3 separate regions of the Mus musculus genome follow, and regions 2 and 3 are each linked to region 1. The links are chromatin loops, found by intact Hi-C in ENCODE. Cell type or tissue: heart. All regions are shown on one strand.

Evidence for each region. A loop is a pair of places that touch in the nucleus more often than their neighbours do. Peaks named below come from ENCODE experiments on the same cell type or tissue, not always from the same donor. Only the 100,000 strongest peaks of a DNase experiment are listed, where the experiment ranks them.
Region 2: a loop joins it to region 1, with 3 times the contacts of the local background. A loop is called at or near these places in 2 of 42 quality-filtered maps.
Region 3: a loop joins it to region 1, with 2.1 times the contacts of the local background. A loop is called at or near these places in 3 of 42 quality-filtered maps.

What each region holds. Positions count from the first base shown.
Region 1 is chr15:79,653,512-79,661,511 of GRCm38, reverse strand. Fam227a (family with sequence similarity 227, member A) reads left to right here and starts at 2,556. Exons shown (of 18, transcript NM_029407.1): 1 at 2,556-2,831. It overlaps Cby1 (chibby family member 1, beta catenin antagonist), which reads right to left and starts at 2,285. Exons shown (of 5, transcript NM_028634.3): 1 at 2,219-2,285; 2 at 1-141. The coding sequence starts at 65. In heart, a CTCF peak has its summit at 3,471 (motif pointing left); DNase peaks (open chromatin) are centred at 2,301, 2,631 and 3,481; H3K4me3 peaks cover 2,173 bases; H3K27ac peaks cover 1,559 bases.
Region 2 is chr15:79,721,765-79,729,764 of GRCm38, reverse strand. It overlaps Sun2 (Sad1 and UNC84 domain containing 2), which reads left to right. Exons shown (of 18, transcript NM_001205345.1): 10 at 207-284; 11 at 689-732; 12 at 1,184-1,349; 13 at 1,681-1,902; 14 at 2,165-2,249; 15 at 2,599-2,714; 16 at 2,807-2,974; 17 at 3,131-3,223; 18 at 4,205-5,697. The coding sequence ends at 4,318. Among named protein-coding and RNA genes, the nearest start is that of Sun2, 17 kb to the left of the region's middle. In heart, a CTCF peak has its summit at 6,128 (motif pointing left); DNase peaks (open chromatin) are centred at 4,175 and 6,124.
Region 3 is chr15:79,547,876-79,555,875 of GRCm38, reverse strand. No RefSeq gene overlaps it. Among named protein-coding and RNA genes, the nearest start is that of Ddx17, 5.1 kb to the right of the region's middle. In heart, no CTCF peak of the experiment used is centred here; no DNase peak of the experiment used is centred here; H3K27me3 peaks cover 2,459 bases.

The DNA of each region.
Region 1 (8,000 bases):
GAGAGAGAGGCCGACTTCCGAGGAGGGGTCTTCTTTGGGCTGAATATGCTGCCAAAGAGAGGCATCCCTAACTCAGTGAGGAAACGCCAGCACTTCCTTCTCCTTCCTGACCCAGCGAGAAAACACCAGCACTTCCGTCTCCTAAAGTCAAACAGATCAGCGACCTCATTTCACTGTTCTCTATCCATTAGAACATCTTACACCTTGATGATTGCCAATTACCGCAGTACCTACTGGGAAGAGTTATCCATTTATACAGAACAGCAAAAGAAGGCTTGAGGTCCTAATAGTTCTGGAAGGAGCTTCCATGTGCTGGGTGCTTCTTATGTGCCAGGCAGTATAGGCTAAGGCCTTTGCATAAACCCATTTCACTCACAACTGCCCCTCGACATGCCTCTCCTAGTCACCCCATTTGGAAAGCCAAGGTCTTTGGTGGGAACGGGCATTGGAACCAAAGTTTGTGTGGCTTCACAGTGATGCTAACCTCAGGCAACTCTGTCACGAGTTGGCCTCGCCAGCATCACAGTGTGGAGCCAGGGAGGAAATTTCTACCATTCCCGTTGGCCAGTAAGAACATCACCAAGTACGGGAACTTCAGCCTGGATGGCATCCTAAAGCCATGAAGCGACACCCGGATTTCACTCCCGGATGCAGAGCGGTACTTATCACAGTCTCGATAAGTATCACGACACTCACCGGCACACTAGCTTTAGTCACAGCACAACGTCCTGCAATGCTCATAAAATCAGTAACATCACTTAGGCTCGGGGAAGAGGTCAGCTTTTTAAATAAAACAAGTAGAGAGAAGTCATAAAACCACAAGGCTTCATGGTACATTTTTTTTTCCAATTATGTGTTTATGTGCTGAATGCATGCATATGTGCAGGTAGGTGTGTGTGTGTGTATCCACTTTATTAATATTTGTGTGCAGATTCGGAGTCTGGAGGGGGGACGTCAGGTGTCCTGTTGCATTCCCTTTAGATGGGGTCTCTCACTGAACCTGGAGCTAGACTGGCGGCCAGCGAGCACAAGCAATCCTGTCTCCGCCACCAACAGTGTTAGCATTGCAGGGGTCCGAGCTTGTAGCAGGCTTTTTTTTTTTTTTTTTTTTTGGTTTTTCGAGATAGGGTTTCTCTGTGTAGCCCTGGCTGTCCTGGAACTTCACTTTGTAGACCAGGCTGGCCTCGAACTCAGAAATCCGCCTGCCTCTGCCTCCCGAGTGCTGGGATTAAAGGCGTGTGCCACCACGCGCCGGCTTGTGGTAGGCTTTTAACTGAGATGTTGGGGACTTGAATCCATGGTCTCACACTTGAGCAGCAAGTACCCACATTCACTGAGCCTTTTCTCTAGTCCCCTTCACAGATTTTTTTTTTTAAACACACACACATACACACACCGTTCAAGGTATCCTAGGGTTCTTTAGGGAAGCTCTCTCATAGAAGACTATGGGCCAAGAAAATTAAAGGTTTGCACTTGGTTCCCAACCAACCCTGTTGCTCACCCTCTGGGGAGTCCAACGTTTTATCATCCCCCAAGGGCCTCAAAGGCTTTGTTTGCTGTTGTTTTTAATGTGTCTGAGTGTTTTGCCTGGGATACCATGGTCGTGCCTTGTGTCTGCAGATTCTACAACTAGAGTTACTGGCGTTTGTGAGCTGGGAATCGAATCCCAGTTCTCTGCAACAGCAACCAGTTCTCTGAGACTCTGATCCATTTCTCCGGCCAGTGACGTCCCTTATTTATAATCACGAATGATAACAGCCTGCAGCTCGTAGGTTAAGAGTGCTTTCATGTTTACAAACTGTTGGGACATTTGATGCTCACCATGACCCTGAGAAGTAGATCAAATTGTCCCCCTTTACAGGGAAATGCACTTACTGTGCGAAGCTTTAGTTTGCATCAGGCTATAAAATACATTCTCTTCATTCTGACAAAAAATAAAGGAAGGAAGCATCTTTGGTTTTCACTGGATTCTCAAAGGGAAAGGTGTCTCGAAAAAGTTAAGAGCCAGCCAGTCTCACGGGTCACAAAACCCAAAGAGTTCTGTACGGGTTAGGAGAAGACCTTCAAAGGATGGGGTCAAAACACCATCTCCGAGTCTCCGTCGCAAGAGGTGCCCGCGGAGCATGCCACGGTCCAGCCTGCCCGCTTCTCCAGGGGTACCCGGGCATCCCACCCACCACTACTGGCACGGATATCCGCCCGCCGCTCCCAGAGGTACCTGTCTGCGAAGCCGGAATCCCGAGCTAGCCTGCAGCTTTCTGCAAGGATCTGCCCAGGCCGCGTCAACCGCCGCGACCGCGATTGGCCGGCGCCGGGCAACCATCGTGCGCATGCGCAGCCTCTCTGGCTTCTACCACTGAGAATGCAGAGGGAGCCAGCTCCGAGACGAGCCTCCGCGAAGCAGCGGAGCCCCTGCGGACTCTCTAAGGTTCACGAATAGAAGAAAGCCTTGGGCACGACTTCTGGAGATACACACATGCCTTGGGCACGACTTCTGGAGATACACACATGCCTTGTGGCATAGGCTGGGAGAGGCATGACCCCCTAAATACGTTGGTCTGGTCCCCGGGTCAGCGCCGCCGTCGTCATAGTAATCGTTTTCCTTGGCAACAAAGCAGGCCGAAAGCTGCTTTGTTGTGTTAAAAATGTTAAGTGGTGACCCAGGCTGGACTCACAGTAGCAAAATGGACCGACCTGCAGCTCCCCCGCCCCGGCCACAAAGCAAACCGCGCCCCTTGGGCCGCGGATGCTGGCGGACATCCGGAGCTTGGTCCGGTCACTGGAGGGGCTGGTGGCGGAACCCGCCCTGACGCTTCTGCCGAAGCTTTCAGGTAAGACAGACGGACAGATATGACGACTCCCTGCCAGTAGCAAACTGGCTCCTGCCAGTCTTGCCTCCTCCACACTCCCACAAGCAAGGGAAACTGAGGTCCAGGGAAGGTTGCCCAGTGTACAAGGGGTAGAGAACTGGAGAGTCAGCTCCAGGATTCCTCAAGTCCTAAGGACATTGTAGCTCGGTTTGGTAAATGAAGAAATGGCCATCCAGGAGGCGTTTCTTGGCTGCCTAGTGGGTGTACGAGGTCATCCCACCATAAAGGACAGGACCCAGCTCCAAGCAGTCTTCCTCCACCTTTGCCACACAGCGTTCGAAGAGAGAATTCCACATCAAAATCAACCATATCTAGTGTAGCAACCGCTACAGAAACATAAAGCAGAACACATTTGAAAGTTGCGATCATTCTAGAAGTTTTTTTGTTTGTTTGTTTGTTTGTATGTTTGTTTGTTTGCTTGTTTGTTTTTTTCGAGACAGGGTTTCTCTGTGTAGCCCTGGCTGTCCTGGAACTCAGTCTGTTGACCAGGCTGGCCTCAAACTCAGAAATCCGCCTGCCTCCCAAGTGCTGGGATTAAAGGCGTCCGCCACCACCGCCAGGCTCTAGAAGCTTTTTGATATTAAACCTTGTGCGCCCTCTACCGGTGCTATCCCCGAAGCACCTTTCGTATTTTGAGATAAAGTCTCCCTGGGTACTCCTTATCTCATCCTCCTGCCTCAGCCTCTCAGTGCTGGAATTACAGACACACACCCAGCCTGCCTTCAACCCCTACCCTTTTGCTTTGTTTGTTTTTTTTTTTTTAAGATTTATTTATTTATTTATTATATGTAAGTACACTGTAGCTGTCCTCAGACACTCCAGAAGAGGGAGTCAGATCTCGTTACGGATGGTTGTGAGCCACCATGTGGTTGCTGGGATTTGAACTTCGGACCTTCGGAAGAGCAGTCGGGTGCTCTTACCCACTGAGCCATCTCACCAGCCCCGCTTTGTTTGTTTGATATTTGAGACTGGGGCTCAATATGTAGTTCTGGCTGCTCTCCCAACTTACAAAAGTCCTCCCGCCTCTTTCTCCAGAGCGCTGGGATTAAAGGCTAGTGCTCCATACCCGGCCCTAGGCTTTTTAACAAGTCAATTCAAAACAGATTAAATTAACTTGACTATTGTTGCACTTAACTCGGTTTGTCCAAAATACGAATAAACAAATATTTTAAATTTTTACCATGTATTGGTTATTAATTTCTTTAGTCACGCTAACCAAATTTCAGAACTTTTGTTTTGGTGTGTGGCTAGTGGCCGTGGGGCTGGGCAGCATCCAGGAGTGTTTTCCTTCCAGCCTCGTTGCCCTCTGTCTGGGAGCTGTTTCTTCTCCCCATCAGCCAGTTAACTCCTGCTCTTCCTTCAGCACCTTGACCTCCGTAACTAGGTCAGAACAAACTGTTGCAGCACTTCAGAGGCAGAGGCAGGAGGAGCTCTGTGAGTTGGAGGCCAGCTCGGACTACATAGCAAGTGCCAGGCCAGCCAGGGCTACGTCATGGTGAGACACTGTCTCAAAAACAAAAACAACAACAACAAATACCCAAAACCACACTGTCACCTCATAACCCTATGTACTTTCTTTGGAAGCAGTCATGAGTTATATAATTCATCATTACATACAGAATTTTGATGAATTATACTTTATAATTATGTACTTATTTTAATTTTACAAGTCTACCTCAATAGCCCCACTAGGGCTATGGATCCAGTCTGGCTCAGTTTACCATCCTGTGCCCAGTTGGAGCACACTTTTTAGTCTGTGGGAAGTCCTCAGTAAATAGTCACCGAGTGGCTCGACGTTGATGGTGACGGAGGACCAGTACCGCAGTCTGCATTTCACATGCTATCAAATGCTAACTCTGAGCAGGGGATCGGCAGTCCCAGCTGCCACAATGCCCCAAGGGGAAGGGCTCCTCAGCTCCCACGCATCCACCCCCAGCACTTGGCACAGTGCTTGCCATAGCGCGGCTTTCAATGAAGCTTGCTTTCCCTCCTCTGCAGACAACGGCAGTAGAAAGCTTACCGGGCCCCAGAGCACACGTATCCTTAAATGGTAGGAGGGAGAATTCAGCCCGGAGCGATGTGTGTATTTTAAACATTCCTCTTTAGAAACTACTCAGTTGTCCCATTAGGTGTGAGTAATAGCATTCGGCTAAAGCTGGAAGCTTCCTGACAGCATCATCAGAGTCTAGAACATAGTGTAATTTTCCAGCCATTCTGGGGAATGGGTAGGAGGACAAGGAGAAGCCCTGAGATGCACCTGCCTCTTCTCATCTCCTGCTGCTTGGCCTGTGAGGGTAAGAGCAGGAGGCAAGAAACGGTACTGGCCTGGGGTCTGAGTCAGCCTTTCCTTCCACCCAACCAACTTGGAGCAGTACAGGGGTCGGAGATGGAGGGATATCTGCAACCACAGGGCCGCAGAGTAGTGATCAGAGGGAGATATGAAGGCAGTTTGGTTCAACAGGACTCAGTAGCTGGTGTCCATTCAAACTTAGAATCTGACCCTGAATAGTTTATTTTAGGCATCTTTGTACACAGCACAATTTGTTTAAAAAAAAAATCCTGGTGATAAATAGCTCAATCCCATGTGCATAGCAAGGCTTAAGGTAGGATATCTCAAAGTAACGTACAAAGCAAAGTACAGGTGAGATCTTCCATAAAGATGGGTTTTATGGATAACTGGGAAAACAGGCTCAAGATAAGGAAGTCTTCTGGAAGACTAGTCTATAGACGACTGAAACAGACAAGGTCAAGAAAGGGTCTGGGGGAATCTCTGTGGTCTATGGCCTGGTCACACAGTTAGCACTAAGGTCACCATGCTAATGAACTAACTATACCAGTGCCTTCTGGGTAAGAAAACAGGTTATATACATTTCTCCCTTTGAGATTTATTTTATGTATGTGAGTACACTGCCACTCCCTTCAGACATACCAGAAGAGGGCATCAGATCCCATTACAGAAGGTTGTGAGCCACCATGTGGTTGCTGGGATTTGAACTCAAGGCCTCTGGAAGAGCAGTCAGTAGTTTTTTGGTTTTTGGTTTTTTGGTTTTTTCAAGACAGGGTTTATATATAAAACCTCTGTCTATAGATAGACATATATATGTCTATATATAGCTCTGGCTGTCCTGGAACTCACTCTGTAAACCAGGCTGGCCTCGAACTCAGAGATCTGCCTGCCTCTGCCTCCCAAGTGCTGGGATTAAAGGCATGCACCACCACGCCCGGCTGCAGTCAGTAGTCTTAAGCCGCTGAACCATCTCTCCAGCACACATTTCTTCCTTTGAGGAGACCATCTCTTTCCTAGCTTCCCTGGAGCTTATCTGTGAGCACAAGGACCTCTGTGCTTCCTACAGTCTGTGATAGACAACTTCTTCCAAGAACAAACAAGTCTGGAGTGATGTCTCTAATCCTAGTGATTCCCTGCCCCCACCCCAAGTAATTGTTATGATGGAGAAAGAAGTCATTCCAGTTCAGGTTTTCTTTTTTGAGACAAGATTTGGCTGGGTACCCAAAGCCTGCCAATTTTATTTAGTAAGTGCTGAGACAGATGAAAGTAGATACAAGAATCTTGGTTCTGGTGGCCTGGGATAATTCTAGGTCTTTCAAAAGAGGATGCCTTACCCCAGGGCCAAATCCATTCAAGGACCCTCATGTGCAGAGGCATAGGGGCATTGCATGACCCGGCCAGCTAGATGGCTCAGCAGGCGCAAGTGCTCACCACGTAAGCCTGACGACCTGGCCTCTATCTCTGGACCCGGGTGGCAGGAGGAAACTGACTCTCTGAGGTTGTTTTTTTCTGATCTCCATGTGTGCCCGATGGTCATGTGCTGTCCCCATTAATAAAAATATTTATTTATTCTTATTTATTTATTTATTTATTTATTTATTTATTTTGAGACAGGGTTTCTCTGTGTAGCCCTGGCTGTCCTGGAACTCACTTTGTAGACCAGGCTGGCCTCGAACTCAGAAATCCGCCTGCCTCTGCCTCCCTAGTGCTGGGATTAAAGGCGTGCGCCACCATGCCCGGCAAAAATATTTTTTTAAAGAGCATATCATGTTAGGAAACCGGGACAAGTCCATGAGCCAGGCCTCTGGATGTGTGGCTGGGGAGAAGAGAGTGGAGAGGAAGAGTGTTTTGGGAGACCAGGGTGCAGGAAGGACCACAGTTGAGGAGACCTGGGTTAGTGTCTCCCATGAAGCTCCATCTTGCTCCTCTCCTGTGAATGAGCCGCTTGAGGCTAAGACCTAAGGCCCTGGCCTTCATTATCGCCAGGTCATTTGCATTAGCGAGGGAGATGTGCTGTAAAGTTGGGCCCAGGAGACAGGCCAGAGCACCCCAAAGCGAGGGACGAAGAATAGTGATGGGGCCAGTTTTCTGAGGAAACAGAAAGCCCTTGAAGGCTTGTGCTGAGGCGATGGACTGTTGTCCTGCGATTACAACTCCTGAGAGTTAGAAAGCGTTGTGGCTTACACGTGACAGGGCAGGAGACTGCATAGGCTCCTCTGTCTTGTATTCTTTTTGAGGCCATTTCAGGTTCAACTACAATCTGATCTCCTTGATGGAGAATCCCATGAAAAAAAATGCCCAACCCTAGTCTAGGAGCCAAAGGGAGTGATGTCCTAGCTAACATAGCCTCTGTCAGCCTCTAGGCAAGTTACCGCTTGCTTCTATGAAGCCCTCCCCCCGCCCTCCGCAGCACACACACACACACACACACACACACACACACACACACGCACTCAGACGCTCACACACTCACACACACACGCTCCCTCACACACACAAGCTCACACGCTCCCTCACACACACACACACACATGCTCACACACTCACATGCTCACACACACACACATATGCTCACACACTCACACACACACGCACACACACACACTCACACTCACTCAAATTACATGCAATTTGAAATCCTGTTAAGAATAAGCTTTCCAGGGCTGGAGAAGTGGTTAAGAGCACTGACTGCTCTTCCAGAGGTCCTGAGTTCAAGTCCCAGCAGCCACATGGTGGCTCACAACCATCTGTAATGGGATGCGATGCTCTCTTCTGGTGTGTCTGAAGAGAGTGACAGTGTACTCACATACATTAAATAAATAAACAAACAAATCTTTTTTTAA
Region 2 (8,000 bases), 68 kb before region 1:
CCCTCTTGGTGTGGTGGTGCACACCTTTAATCCCAACACTTCACTTAGGTAGAAGCAGGGAGATCTCTGAGTTCAAGGCCAGCCTTGTCTACAGAGGGAGTTCTGGGATAGTCATAACTATATAGAGAGATGCTGCCTCAAAAGAAAACAAGAAGAAGAAGAAGAAAAAAAAAACACCCAAAACAACCAGTCCTCATATCTGGTAGGAAGAATTGGCTACCCTGAGGGCAGAGCATCACCAAGACTCGGAAGATCTCTTCAAGAAGATCGTCCAGGCCTCTCAGGTCAGTGGGCTAGGCATGCAGCCCTGCACTGGGATCTCACCCAATTACATCTGTCCTTGGTTCTACCATGGATACTGCTGGGATGTTGAGTAGAGGGGGGTGGGATAGTCTCATGCCTTCTCTGGGGCCTGAACTTGCCTTGGACAGACGGTCCACAGTGACCCCGGGATGTGCATGGTGCAAGGGTGGTGTCTGTGCTGAGTGTGTTGTGCTCAGTGAACATAACCTAGGTGGGAATGAGTCTGATAAGGGCTGAGACTCACAGGACTTCCCCTGCTTTGATCTTTGCTGAAAGCGCTGGGGCACCCGTTCAAGGTCGTGGTTAAGCAAACACTCCCATGTAGAACTCTCAGACTTCTCTGAACTCATCTTGGCTTATTCTTGCCCTTTCTTGCTGCTCTTAGGAGTCCGAAGCCCGAGTCCAGCAGCTGAAGACAGAATGGAAAAGGTAATGGCAGCCACCTGGCCATGGCCTGCTCTGCCACCCCGTTAGGGTTCTGCCTGGTTGACTGAGACTTAGCTTAGGATCCTGCCTATGGCCTCTACGGTACAAGGCAGGTTGGTAAGGCCTTGGGGAGGCAGGGACAGGCACGGCAGTGAAACTGGAGCCTGTGGGCTGGTCTTTTCTGTATGCCTTCTGCTCTTATGACCTAGATGTGAAGGCATGGCAGGCTGTGGCATTGTGAACTGTGCTGTCCAAGCCTACAGAGAATCAGGTCAGAATTAGCTGTGAGACAGGCAAACCCAAGCTCCTGGGCTGTGTTCTACTGCCAGACTCCAAGGGCAGCCCTGGCACTTCACACACAGTGATGGGCTTCCAGCTTATGACAGGAGTCAGTCAGGGGTCCCTCATCCTTCCTCAGTGTGGCCTTACCTTGCTTCCCTCCATCTGGAACTAGCATGACCCAGGAGGCCTTCCAGGAGAGCTCTGTGAAGGAGCTGGGACGGCTGGAAGCCCAGCTGGCCAGCCTGCGGCAGGAGCTGGCTGCCCTGACTCTGAAGCAGAACTCGGTGGCAGATGAAGTGGGCCTGCTGCCACAGAAGATCCAGGCTGCCAGGGCTGATGTGAGCGGGAAGTACCCAGAGCCCTACTAATCACCTCCCCTCTGAGACCACCTGCCTGGGAGGGGGCATCTGTCAGCTGGAGCAGCGTCTTTGGCCTGTTGTTCTAGAGGCGCATGCATGGCTGATCTGATGCAGGCCTAGGCTCTTGGGGAAAATGCTTTCCAATCCCAGTCTCTGTTCCCTGGAGAGTTCCTAGCCTCTAACACCTCTCTCAGGGGCTCCAGCCTTCCCTTCCAGCTCTGCTTCCTCCTCCAGTGACAGCCCACCCACCCTGTCATAGCTGCCCCTGCCATTAGTGCAAGCTTCTGAGTGACACTGCCTTTGTCTGTAGGTGGAATCCCAGTTCCCTGACTGGATCAGGCAGTTCCTTCTTGGAGACAGGGGTGCGCGCAGCGGGCTCCTGCAGAGAGATGAGATGCACGCTCAGCTGCAGGAGCTGGAGAACAAGATCCTTACCAAGATGGCTGAGATGCAGGGCAAGTCAGCCAGGGAGGCCGCAGCGTCCCTGGGACAGATACTGCAGAAAGAAGGCATAGTTGGGGTGACAGAGGAGGTAAGGGATGACTGTTCCCCCAACACGCTGCCTCTCCCCTGGAAGTCTCACACTGCCAGCTCTTCATGTGTGTTAGGACATGATAGACCCTCCTGGCTGGAGGTTCAGGTGTAGATTCTGGGCTCAGTGTGTGTGGGTGGTGGAATGAACAAAGCCTGCTTGGGTACTACTGGTGCCAGTTCAGCAGGGCCAGTTCATGGATATGCACGCAGTACCTGGTATGCCCCAATCACATCCCATGTCTGCCTGGGGCATGTTTTAGCAGGTGCACCGGATCGTCAAGCAGGCCCTGCAGCGCTACAGTGAGGACAGGATTGGAATGGTGGATTACGCCCTGGAATCAGGAGGTGTGTGTGCCTTCACCAATTCACCGTATCCTGGTCCTTACACTGGCGAGGCCCCAGGTCTGCCAGGCAGCACAGTGCTAAGCACACAAGGCTTGACACCAGCACAAACTAGACTCCCATCCAAGGCAAGGGTGGCTGAGGGAAGCCATGAGCCAGAGTGGACCCCTGGCTGGGAATGGCTCTGTGAGACTAGGTTAGAGCTAAGGGGTGGGCCTGAGGAACTTGTTCCCATGCTCTCTAAGGCAGGCAGTAGCAGTCTCTTCCCTGGCCGCCTTTTTAGTCCTGGAACCACTACCTGAGTAGTGGGCCAACCCACTTTGAGATTTAAAATCGTTCTTTCCTGTGACAGGAGCCAGTGTTATCAGCACCCGCTGCTCTGAGACTTATGAGACCAAGACGGCACTCCTCAGCCTCTTTGGCATCCCCCTGTGGTACCACTCCCAGTCACCTCGGGTCATTCTGCAGGTGGGCACTCTAAACACAGTGGGGGATGCCCGTCTCAGTCAGCCACAGATGGATTAGAGGCCCTGTTCTGACATGCCTCCCACCCCCTCCAGCCAGATGTGCACCCAGGCAACTGCTGGGCCTTCCAGGGGCCCCAGGGCTTTGCAGTGGTCCGCCTCTCTGCTCGAATCCGACCTACAGCCGTTACCTTAGAGCACGTGCCCAAGGCCTTGTCACCCAACAGCACTATCTCCAGTGCTCCCAAGGACTTCGCCATCTTTGTGAGTACCTGATCTTCAGTGGGCTATGTGGGGTCTTTGCTGAGAGTCACACTGAGGTGGCTCTGGCAGTGAGAGGTTTAAAAGAGAGCCAGGGAGAGACCATGATGTACGAGGGAGGTGGTCCTCCCTGACTCCTCCCTGTCTGCTTTTCTGTAGGGCTTCGATGAAGACCTGCAGCAGGAAGGGACACTTCTTGGCACGTTTGCCTACGACCAGGATGGGGAGCCCATCCAGACCTTCTATTTCCAGGTACAGGGCTGTGTGCTTGTGGGATGGTGCCTCACACTCCCAGTCAACAGTAGACATCTTCTAGGATCCAGTATTTGCACTACCCGGCAGAGGAATCAGGGATGGGCCTATCTTCCTACCCTGCCTTACTTCAGGGTATAGGGTGGAGATGACCCTCTCCTGTCAGTGACACAGATGGCAGCATCCAGAGCTTTCTGATCAGGGGCTCCGCCGAAGTGAGTTTTATTAAGGAAGGGTTGTGACAAGGAAGTGACTGCGAAGGGTGTTCAAGATGATCAATGTGCAGAGAGCTAGGGCCTCAGGGAGGGCACATGGGTGTCAGATGTCCTAGTCCTCTTAGAGGCAGATTCTGGAGCTAGGAATATAGGTCAGTTCATTTTAATTCATTTTGTTTAACTTTATTTTGTGTGTATGTGTATTTTGCTGGTATATATGTCTGTGTGTCATCTGTGTACTGGTGTCCTAAGAGGCCAGAAGAGGGCTTTGGATCCCTTAGAACCAGAGTGACAGACAATTACAAGTTGCCCCATGTGAATGCCAGGAATTGAACCTGGATTACATGGAAGAGCAGCCAGTGCTCTTAACTGAGCCAGGTCTTCAGTCCTATAACACGATAGCTTTAAGCAGAGCATACAGGCTAGACACTTGAGAAAAAAGCAAACAAGCTTCCTATGACCATTCTATGCACTGATAATGCTAACCATGACTGGGGATGAATTCTTAGATGAACTACAATTCACATATGGCCCAAGGGCTGCCTCACTGAGGGTGGTGACCCTTAGGAACCCCAAAGTCCCCAAGGGCCTTTGGCCTGGAAACTCTGTTCCAGGAAACAGAAACTTTAGAAATTCAGCTTTTTGTTTTTGTCATGAGCTCCGGGGCAGGAGACCTCTGGCTGCTGGACTGGTTCCCTGCCCCACCCCTTCTGTTGCTGAGGTGTTAAAGCACTCTGTGACTCTGAACCCCCTCTCTTCTCCCTAGGCCTCTAAGATGGCCACATACCAAGTTGTGGAGCTTCGGATCCTGACCAACTGGGGCCACCCTGAGTACACGTGTATCTACCGCTTCCGGGTGCACGGAGAGCCTGCCCACTAGTCTTCTGAGATCTTGGGCCTGTTGCTAGCCACGTGGGAAGCTCATCTTTCCCAGCATCTACCCTGCTCTGAAAATAGGTGCCCAGCACCCCACCGCTGCCTGCACATGCTTCTTAGCGCTGACTTCCAGGAGCAAGAGTGAAGAGGCAGCACGTAGAACTCCCTGCATAAGCCAAGCCACCAGGCTCCTATGCCTCTCTTAGTCTTCCCCCTAGAGCTAGGCGCCTACCAGGTGTATATATGTAGCATACTTTGGGGGACTGCGATCAGAAGTGAGGTGGAGGGACTGGCACCGGTTAACTCCTGGTAGGTGCCAAAGCCATGGGCATACCAAGCCAGAGCCCCAGGGATAAGCTGGGGGGTCTTGTGGCCTTTAGGACAGTGCTTAGCACTGTGCAGCTGGGACTGTCCCTGGCAAGTGCCTGGTAAAGGACACCGAGGCTGCTGAGCTCTTCCAGCATGGAGGGTACCATGGCCCGTAGGAGCCTGGGGTTCCTAGCAAACGGGAGGAAACCAGCTCCTGTGTGCCTCTGACGACTGTTGTCTGTGCCAACCTAAGAGATTCCCAGTGCTGGGACCACTGCTTTTTTTCCTGATGTGGGGTGAGGGTCTATTCTGTTTCCCATTCCTGCTGCATCCTGCCTGTGCCCCACAGCAAGCTTTCCACCCCCCAGGGAGGACCCAGCCCTGGCTTTGGGGCTATTCTGCAGGGTTGTCTAGAGGAGTGGGGAGATGACTTTGGGGGTTCTCCTGATTCAGTGCCAATAGCCACAGTGTGGCTCAAGATACAGGTAGAGGGGCTACACTAGCCCACCCCATTTAGAGTGGTCCTGTCTACTCTACAGCAACTCTCTTGGGCTCTCAGCTCTTGCTTACACTGCTTCCTTTCTGGCCTCTATGGTGGCAGTTAGATGGGGGCTGGGAGAGAGGGAGGGAGGGAGGGAGGGAGGGAAGGAGGGAGGGAGACATTAACTTGTGTGGAGAGGAGGAAGAGGCTTTTAGACTCAACGGCTGGCCCTGCTGTATTATATATAGAATTCTCAAGGTCTGTTTTTTGTTGTTTTGTTTTTGTTTTTAACTGAAAAAGCCACAGGCTTGATTTCTAGCCCCATTCTGAGGGGCACCAGCTGTTACCCAGTTTCTAGTTCCTGGCTCTTGAGGGGCTTGGTCCTGCCTGCTCTATGGAAGGGGCCAAGAGGAGCTGCAAGGCAGCCCGGTTAGTGTTCGGGTGAAATGGCAAGTTGTACAGCCCCCTCGGGCTTGTTTTGTGCTCTCCTGTCACAAATGCTGCACTGTTGATTCTTTCAAAACAAAACGAAACAAACCTCTCCAGTCTCTAATTTATGCCTATGCAAAAAATAAAGGATGCCCAGGATCATTGGAGTGTGCTTTTTTCTGGTTGTCACAGAGCAACTCAGCTGCTCTTGGGGGATACAAGGGACTGAATTCTTAGCCAAATCACAGTACCTAAAGACTTAGTCCTAATGCTCAGAGACCCAGGCCTTTGTTTAAAAACCATTGGACAAACTTGGAACCCCAGCTAAGGTCCACTCCAGTGTTTTCTGGATTTGAGGGCTGCCAGGAGGAAATGAGATGGCTTTAGGAGCTATCAAGAACACCTCTGTGGAGGAGGAGAAGGAGGACAATGAGGAGGGGGAGAAGGGGAGGGGAGGAAGAGGAGGGCTTTCCTGTCTGCCTAAACTCAGGCAGAGGGCCTCAGGCTGATGGATCTGCCAGGTCCTGGGGGAAACACCCTGATGATGGTTGCCTAGGTTCAGCCCAGGTGATGCTTCACCAAGCTTGAGGCGACTCCTACTGGCCACAGCAAGCATCTTGCTCAAAGCTGGCCCTTGCCATGGCTGAGAAAATAAAAGCAGGAACTGGTCAGCAGTGAGGAAAGGGCACTGGCTAGAGTACAAGGTGGCCCAGAGCTTGGTCCAGAGCCCAGGGACACTAGATCTGTACTCTAAGGGCACAAAACATAAAACAGATATCAGGGGAAGGAGGAGCCCTAGCAAATAGCCCGGTAACTTGTCACATACCACCAGGGCTCAGTGCCTCTGCCCCCTGCCCTGGGTCTCTCAGAGGCTGAGTTTCATGCCATTATCTCCCTAACTCTCCCCGAACGCAACCAAATACACACCTGTACCAGGGGCACAGGCCCCAATGAGCCTGAGCAGTGCTGTACGTGATGTGAGGACCTGGCCACCTCCATCCCACCCCACCCTGCAGCCTCAGTTCTAGAAAAGATGTTGTACACACAAGCTGCACATACAGAAGGCTGGGCCTTACACTTACCACTTACGAGGCTGACAGATTAACATCTTTATCCTTTATCGACTACAAACGGGCTGGTATTTTCTCTAGATGGAGAGCTGAGAGGGCTGAGTTCTGCAGGGACCTTTATAGTCCATACTGACCACAGTTCAACACTAAATTCAGTCAGCTCCCGTGGCCATATGCAGATCTACCTCCCTGAGGGGCAGAGTCCAGACTGGTATGGCTCCTGAACACAGTTTTAGTGACCACTAATGCTGACAGGGCACGGTTAAGTTCTACTGTGGCCAATGTTGTAGGAAGTCACAGCTGCCACTGTGCCATGCACCACCATGCTAAGGCCCCCTCACTACAAAGGCACCAGCCTAGGTGAGCCAGCGCCACCAAGCACAGGTAAAGAGCTGGAGGGAGAGGACTGGCCCCTAGCTGGGCAAGGCTGTAGGGCAATGCTGTAGGGCAAGGCTGTAGGGCGAGCAGGAACGAATGCCACAGCACAAATCCCTTACTTGAGCTTCAGTGTCCTCTTCCTCGGAGATGGCAGCAGTGACCGTCCAGTCCAGCATCACCACACTGCCTTCTGTCTGTCCAGCCCACCCATAGCATCATCACACTGCCTTCCACCTGTCCAACCCACCCACAGCATCACCACACTGCCTTCAGCCTGTCCAGAGCACCCACAGCATCACCACACTGCCTTCAGCCTGTCCAGAGCACACACAGCATCACCACACTGCCTTCAGCCTGTCCAGAGCACCCACAGCATCACCACACTGCCTTCAGCCTGTCCAGAGCACACACAGCATCACCACACTGCCTTCTGCCTGTCCAGAGCACACACAGCATCACCACCACACTGCCTTCTGCCTGTCCAGAGCACACACAGCATCATCACCACACTGCCTTCTGCCTGTCCAGAGCACACACAGCATCACCACCACACTGCCTTCAGCCTGTCCAGCCCACCCACAGCATCACCATGCTGCCTTCAGCCTGTCCAGAGCACACACAGCATCACCACACTGCCTTCAGCCTGTCCAGAGCACACACAGCATCATCATCACACTGCCTTCAGCCTGTCCAGAGCACACACAGCATCACCACACTGCCTTCAGCCTGTCCAGAGCACACACAGCATCATCACCACACTGCCTTCTGCCTGTCCAGAGCACACACAGCATCACCACCACACTGCCTTCTGCCTGTCCAGAGCACACACAGCATCATCACCACACTGCCTTCAGCCTGTCCAAAGCACACACAGCATCATCACCACACTGCCTTCTGCCTGTCCAGAGCACACACAGCATCATCACCACACTGCCTTCAGCCTGTCCAGAGCACACACAGCATCATCACCACACTGCCTTCAGCCTGTCCAGAGCACACACAGCATCATCACCACACTG
Region 3 (8,000 bases), 110 kb after region 1:
TAGAATAGGGAACAAAATACCCTGAAAGGAGTTACAGAGACAAAGTTTGGAGCTAAGACAAAAGGATGGGCTATCCAGAGACTACCCCACCCGAGGATCCATCCTATAATCAGCCACCAAACCCAGACACTATTGCATATACCAGAAAATTTTTCCTGAAGGGACCCTGTTATAGCTGTCTCGTATGAAGCTATGCCAGTGCCTGGCAAATGCAGAAGTGGATGCTCACAGTCATCTATTGGATGGAACACAGGGCCCCCAATGTAGGAGCTAGAGAAAGTACCCAAGAGCTGAAGGGGTCTACAACCCTATAGGTGGAACAACAATATGAACTAAGCAGTACCCCCAGAGATCATGTCTCTAGCTGCACATGTAGCAGAAGATGGCCTAGTTGGACATCATTGGGAAGAGAGGCCCCTTGGTCTTGCAAACTTTATATGCCCCAGTACAGGGAAACGCCAGGGTCAAGAAGTGGGAGTGGGTGGATAGGGGAGCAGGTTGGGGGGGGGGGGTACAGGGAACTTTCAGGATAGCATTTGAAATGTAAATAAAGAAAATATCTAATAAAAAAATTAGGTTTATTTCTCTCATACAGAAAAGAAACATTAGAGCCAAGCACAGGGGCACAAGCCTGTAATCCCAGCACTTGTCTTGAAGCTGAGGCAGAATCACCAATTCCAGACTAGTCTGAGCCATATAACAAGACTAAGCCAGGCATGGTGCACACGACTTTAATCCCAGCACTCAGGAGGCAGAGGCAGGTGGATTTCTGAGTTTGAGGCCAGCCTGGTCTACATAATGAGTTCCAGGACAGCCAGGGCTATACAGAGAAACCCTGTCCCCAAAAAAAAAAAAAAAAAAAAAAAAAAAAAAAAAAAAAAAAAAAAAAGGACTCTACTTAAAACAACAACAAACTAAAAGAGAAGGTAGGCCGAGGCAAAGCGGGCAGACACACTGAAGTGGTTCCAGTCCTTCCTCAGGGCCCAGGCTTCTGTTCTGACCATCTTAGCACTCCATCTAAGGCTGGGACTTCATGTTAGGAGAAGAAAGATAAAAGGGCAAGAGGCAAAATATAGGTTTCTTCCAGCAGTCAGTTCCTAGGAAGCAGCTCTCCTCCCCAGCCTGGTCCTTACATCACATTTGCCACAAACGCTGGGCTTGGTGGCGCACACCTTTAATCCCAGCACTCGGGAGGCAGAGGCAGAGGCAGGCGGATTTCTGAGTTCGAGGCCAACCTGGTCTACAAAATGAGTTGCAGGACAGCCAGGGCTATACAGAGAAACCCTGTCTCGAAAAACAAAACAAAAAACAAACAAACAAAAAAATACATTTGCCACAAACATCTGCAACGTTGCCTTCTGTCCTGGACATTAGGAGGCCCAGCTGCCATTGTTATTAAGGAGAAAGAAACTTGTATTATTTTTTTCTGTGCTCTCTCTCTCTCTCTCTCTCTCTCTGTGTGTGTGTGTGTGTGTGTGTGTGTGTGTGTGTGTGTGTGTGTGTGTTTGTGTCTGTGTGTGTGTGTGTGTGTGTGTGTGTGTGTGTGTGTGTGTGTGTGTAAGTCTAAGGGCAACTTTGCTGAGTTGATTCTCTGCTTCTGCCATTTTCCGTCCTGGGATGAACTCTGGGTTATCAGGACGTAGCTGCAAGCACCTTTATCCACTTAGTCATCTTGCTGGCCGAGAAAAATGGTTATTAGGGAAGCACTGAGCTGCTTACCTTACAGAGCTTCCGATTTTGTGCTGTCCAGGGAGAGCTGTTTGGATGCTCCCCTCCCTTTAGCAGTAGATGAGGGCATCCTTTTTTGTTAGTTAATTTTAATGAGGAAATGTGTCATCTTGCATCAGAAGTCCAAAAGTCAACGGGTTTAGGGTCAAGTGCTTGAGTCCTCTTTATCCACACTGCCCTGGTTTTACTCCCTCAAATTTCCCTTCCTGGTCAAAAGTGGCCATAGCAGTTTCACTATCACATCCTATAGTGTCTGGAGAAAGACAGAAGGGTCTTTTCTTAGAAAGAAACAGCTGCTACAGTACTGCATAGCCAGTGAGGGAGCTGGCTAGAGGGTCTACGATTCTCCTGTACCCGGAAAGTGACCTGGATGATCAAAAAGCTGGGACCTCGCTCTGCAATGCTCTCTCCCTCAGTCATTTAACCCAGAGCAGGTTAAATAGAGTATGCACATACTTATCAAACTTCTGCTGGGCTTCCAGTGGCCTGGGAGATGGTGTGGTAGGGGATATACAAGGCCCTGGAAGTCCCTGGAGTGTGGCTCCTTGCACTAGCTGAGCTGAGCCCTTTTCTGGAATGGAGCTTTTATAGTCCAGAGCCCAGCACAATCGGTCATCTGATGCCCTCTTCTAGGCGTTCTGGGCACTTCACACTTGTGGCAGACATAGATCCAGGTAAATCCCTCAAACACATAAAAATAAACTAAAAAAGGACTGAAGAGATGGCTCAGTGGTTAAGAGCACTGACTGCTCTTCTAGAGGTCCTGCGTTCAATTCTCAGCAATCACACAGTGGCTCAAAACCATCTATAATGGGATCCAATGCCTTCTTCTGGTGTGTCTGAAGATAAGGACCGTGTACTCATATACATAAAATAAATAAAACTTAAGTTATTTCTGGAGCCTCCCAGCTAATATCTTTGGACAAGCGATGTCTCTGACAACTGAAGCTAAGGTGAGTACAACATAAGCTCATGTATATTTGAAGCCCAAGGACTGAGACATTAATTATTGTATGGAGCCAAGGACATCCATACAGGTAAAATCAAACTACTTAGAGCTTTGCCTTCCTTCCATTTTGCTGAGAACATTGAACTAGTTTTTTCCCCCTCTGTTCAGTTTTTAAATAATTCTGTGGTGGAAGGGATTGAACTGAGGTCTTAGGACATTTTAAGCAAGCACTCTATCATTGAGATATACCCTCAATGTGCTGTGTGTGCGCTCTCTCTCTCTCTCTCTCTCTCTCTCACACACACACACACACACACACACACACACACACACACACACACACACACAGAGGATTTTACAATGAACCCCATGCTTGTTAGCTTGGAGCTCTCTACACTCCTGCTTCAACCTCTCCAGTGCTGGTGGAATTTTTAGTCACAGAAAGGTATTTCCTGCTACTTTGACTTCTTTGCTTTTCTAAGTGCCTCTGCACCTGTCACGTAGACACTTCATGACAGAGCCCACAGTGGAGAAATGTTTTCGTCCTTTTTACGTGGGATGGCACGTTGTGCCTAGGGTCATGCAGGAGGAACAACAAATGGCTTTAGACCTGTGGAATTTGGCTCAGTGGTTGGCCACAGCCTCGTGGATGAGCCTCAGTGCGGGATAACCCTGAGGGCTTCATGCTGTTGTGGAGCTCTGCTCTGCCTGTGGCCCTTACATCCCTCTTACTCTAAGAATTGTATGAAAACCCTAAGCTCTGATGTAGGGAACAATCTGAAGTCCAGAAAGACACACTTAATAGTTGAGCTAGGGACCGTCTGTGGTCAGGGAACAAGAACAATGGCAGCACGGGCTGGCGCGACTCTCACTGAGGCTGGCCTGGTGATGATTATACCCATTTTGCCCTCAGCTTCCTGATATGATTAAGAATTGCAAGCCGGGCGTGGTGGCACACACCTTTAATCCCAGCACTTGGGAGGCAGAGGCAGGCGGATTTCTGAGTTCGAGACCAGCCTGGTCTAAAGAGTGAGTTCCAGGACAGCCAGAGGAACACAGAGAAACCCTGTCTAGAAAAACAAACAAACAAACAATCAAACAAAAAAACTTACCTGCTTGCTTACCTTTGTTAATCTATAACAAGCTACTTACTTACAAATGTATGTGGCTTCTTGGAAATAATTTGTTTTCTTTTTTTTTTTTTTTTTTGGTTTTTCAAGACAGGGTTTCTCTGTGTAGCCCTGGCTGTCCTGCAACTCACTTTGCAGACCAGGCTGGCTCGAACTCAGAAATCTGCCTGCCTCTGCCTCCCGAGTGCTGGGATTAAAGGCGTGCACCACCATGCCCGGCCACATTGTACTTTTATATTGCTCGAAAGATTTTGCTGGGATATATGTTATGGAAGAAAAATTTAAGTGTGGGGGCTAGAACATTGTTCCTTCCATCCATCAACTGTGTATATGTATGTATGTGTGTAAGGTTTGTGTAAATGGGGGTTGGAGTTTGCTCCATCAACCAATTATGTGTATATATGTATATGTGTGAAATGCTTGGAGCCTGCTTGCCAGAGCTTTGCTCTTTGTGTATATTTTTGTCTGTAGGTCTGTATGTATGCATTATGTATATATTTGTATGTATGTACCGGACCTGCCTTTTGTTTCATTCACTCAGTGTGTGAGAATGTGTGTGTATGTGCGTGTGTGCGTGTGTGCGTGTGTGCGTGTGTGTGTGTGTGTGTGTGTGTGTGTGTGTAAGAGAGAGAGAGAGAGAGAGAGAGAGAGAGAGAGAGAAAATTTTCTTCCTTTCCTTCTCTTTCTCACGGGCCCCAAAGAGTTAAAAGAGTTCATAGTTTTTCTGATGGCCACAGGGTGTGCCAGCCCCAGTAAATTAAGCTTTGTTCCCTCAGGGAAATGTCTGCTGAGGTGCTTCTAACCTCTGGCTGCCAATTGCAGCAGCCCATTAGGTATCCTGATCCACCCCCATCAGCTGCCCTAAGCACTGACCCCCAACAACTGCCTACCTCCATTTACCCACCACATGGATGACAAAGCTGGTGACTGGCAGTGCCAACCAACATCACAGTCATAGCCATATTGCTATGAGGGAGTTTGTATGAGGGTGCAAGCTGTAAGACTTAGGTTCCCAGAAGTCTCTGCTCGTTTGCCCCTCATGCATTACAGTTTGATGGCACCTGCTTCAGGTCATTGTCTGCAAGCATATCCATCTTTTCAACCTTTTGGGGAATGAACCAGCTCATTAGAAAACCCACACAAGAAGCCAGGAGTGGTGGTGCACACCTTTAATCCCAGTACTGGGGAGGCAGAGGCAGGTGGACCTCTGTGAGTTTGAGGGCAGTCTGAGCTACAGAGTGAGTTCTAGGACAGCCAGGGCTACAATCCTGTCTCTAAAAACCAAAATACCAAACAAACAAAAAAAAAAACCCACCCCACATAAGTCTCATAAAGACAAAAAAAGAGACGCTGTGTTTCACACATAGATAAATTTAATGATGGAACTGCAGAATTATAGAAACCAGATCAAATGTCCATACAGGCTGGGTGGTGGTGGCGCACGCACACCTTTAATCCCAGCACTTGAGAGGCAGAGACAGGCGGATTTCTGAGTTCGAGGCCAGCCTGGTCTACAAAGTGAGTTCCAGGACAGCCAGGGCTACACAGAGAAACCCTGTCTCAAAAAATAAAAAACAAAAAACAAAACAAAACAAAAAAACCCAAATGTTCATACAGAGTATATTCAGCTCACAGCCAAAAATTTTCAACAATAAAACCTTATCATTTTTAATTATGGTAAAAAAGTACATGTCTCCTAGTGGATGAAAGTTGTCTGAGTATGGATTTTTACTGTTACATTCAGACAAAAATATGGACAGAAGGAAAGGTTTGTTGGCAGGGAGAGCCTACAGAGGTAAACAGGAGAAACCATGAATGGAAGGAAGCATCAGTGAGGTGGACTGCTGCTTCCTGAGATTTGCTTCTAGGACAGCATGGTGTCCCGCTGGAGACAAGGAGCAGTGTCTGGAGACAGTGTGTCATCACTGAGGAGAGCCACAGGCATCTAGAGCTCCAAGGTGAGGGCTGCTGCCTTACAGTTCTATGTACTGAATGTGTGATTCCCGATGAGCTGTGTAACCTGGACCTCAGCCTTCTCATCTGTAGAGAGATGTCAGCAGCTAACAATGAATATAATAAGTGAGGCCCTCCCCTAAGTGTAGTCCACTGGCTTTCCCCAGCATCCCGTTAGGAGATCCCTATTGTTTTGTGGGATTAACCGATGAACTAAAATAATGAAAACTCTTAGCACATGCCTCGAACAGTGAGTGCACACAACAGCTGTTTCCTAGATTTAAAGAGGGAGGGGAGGTGGACTGAGCTAAGCACGTTTTCACTAATGCCAAGAGTTTGGTTTCCTTGGTCTCCGACCTCTTTATCGAGTGGAACTCTGTGTTTACAAAAATCCATAAGCTTTGGCACTTGCCAGACGGCTAGTTAGTTCAGAGTGAGCACTATTCTTCCAGAAGACCAGAGTTCAGTTTATAGCACCTACCCTCACAGCAGCTCACACCTGTAACTCCAGTCCTGGAGATCTGACTCCCTCACAAAGACTTGCATGCAGGCAAATGTCAATGCACATAAATTATAGACAGACTTTATCTGGGTGCTGACAGTGCACACTTAGAGGGGGTCGGCATCTCTGGCCTTCATTCTCTAGATGTCTCCCTCCTTTATGTCATGACAGTAAGAAGGCTGGTTACCCAGTTTTTCTTCTTAGGGGTACCGTCTCTGGTTAAAAAGAAGCAAATGCAGAAAAGATGTATTGAATGTGGTTAGATAGGAAAGAAGGGCACAGAAATTCAGTGTATCTTCTCAAAGTAGCCACACTGAATACATTTTCCTTTTTTTTTTTAAATGGGTTTTAATTGTTTTTTTTTTAAAGATTTATTTATTTATTTATTTATTTATTTATTATATGTAAGTACACTGTAGCTGACTTCAGACAATCCAGAAGAGGGCGTCAGATCTTGTTACAGATGGTTGTGAGCCACCATGTGGTTGCTAGGATTTGAACTCCAGACCTTCAGAAGAGCAGTCGGGTGCTCTTACCCACTGAGCCATCTCACCAGCCCACATTTTCCTTTTTAATGATTCATTTGTCCCTTTTGACTTCTTCGGGATGGGTGCCTGTCTTAGTTAGGGTTTTACTGTTGTGAACAGATTCCATGACCAAGGAAACTCTTATAAGGACAACATTTAATTGAGCTGGCTTACAGGTTCAGAGGTTCAGTCCATTATCATCAAGGCAGAGCATGGCAGCATCCAGGCAGCATGGTGCAGGGTGGGCTGAGAGTTCTACATCTCATCTGAAGGCCGCTAGGAGAATACTGACTTCCAGGCAGCTAGGGTGAGAGTCTTAAGCCCACGCCCAAACACAGTGACACACATACTCCAACAGGGCCATACTTCCTAATAGTGCCATTCCCTGTGCCAAGCATGTACAAACCATCACAGTGCCTAACTTGTCTTCTTAGGGTATAGACTGTTAACACCTCCATACATTATCCATTGTCTCCTAGGGAACACCAGGAACCACTCTTAACCTTTGGTTCTCCAACCACCAGCAAATCACTGGCTCCAGCCACACAACTGAACCATTTCTCTCAGCAGTAATAACCTGCACCAAGTCCCACCATTTCCTGCCTGGACTTCAGTACCCAGCCACGTCCAAAGGGTCTCACACTGTAGCTCTGTCTGTCTTACTATGTAGACCAGACTGGCCTAGAACTCAGAGAGACTAAAGAAAAGAGACAGTACACTGGGCCTTCACTAGATTAACTGTTCCTGCCTTAGCTGCCTCTCAGTTGATTCTCTGCACTGCAGTCAAAGGGGTCCTTCTTTATGCCGCTACTTTAAACCAGACATTTTCACCTTCAAGGAAACCAAGCTCTTTAAGTAGCTTCCATCTTCTTGGACTCAGGCTTTGCATAATTGATCTTCCCCCTTGGCAGCAAGGACCTTAGTTGAGACCTCAGCTCAAATGTCATTTGATAGATGGGGGATGCCTTCTGAGAGCACCCGATGTCATCCCGTTTCCTCAACTTGTCTCTAGCCCCTTTCTTGTTTTTGTTTCTTTGGTGTTTGTTGGTTGGTTTTTGAGAGAGGGTTTCTTTGTGTCACCCTGGCTATTCTGGAACTCACTTGGTAGACCAAGCTGGCGTTTAACTCAAGAGATTCACCCACGAGTGCTGGAATTAAAGTATGGCCTTCCCTTTAGTGTTTTTTTGCTGTTGTTCTTGGAGGTGCTGGGT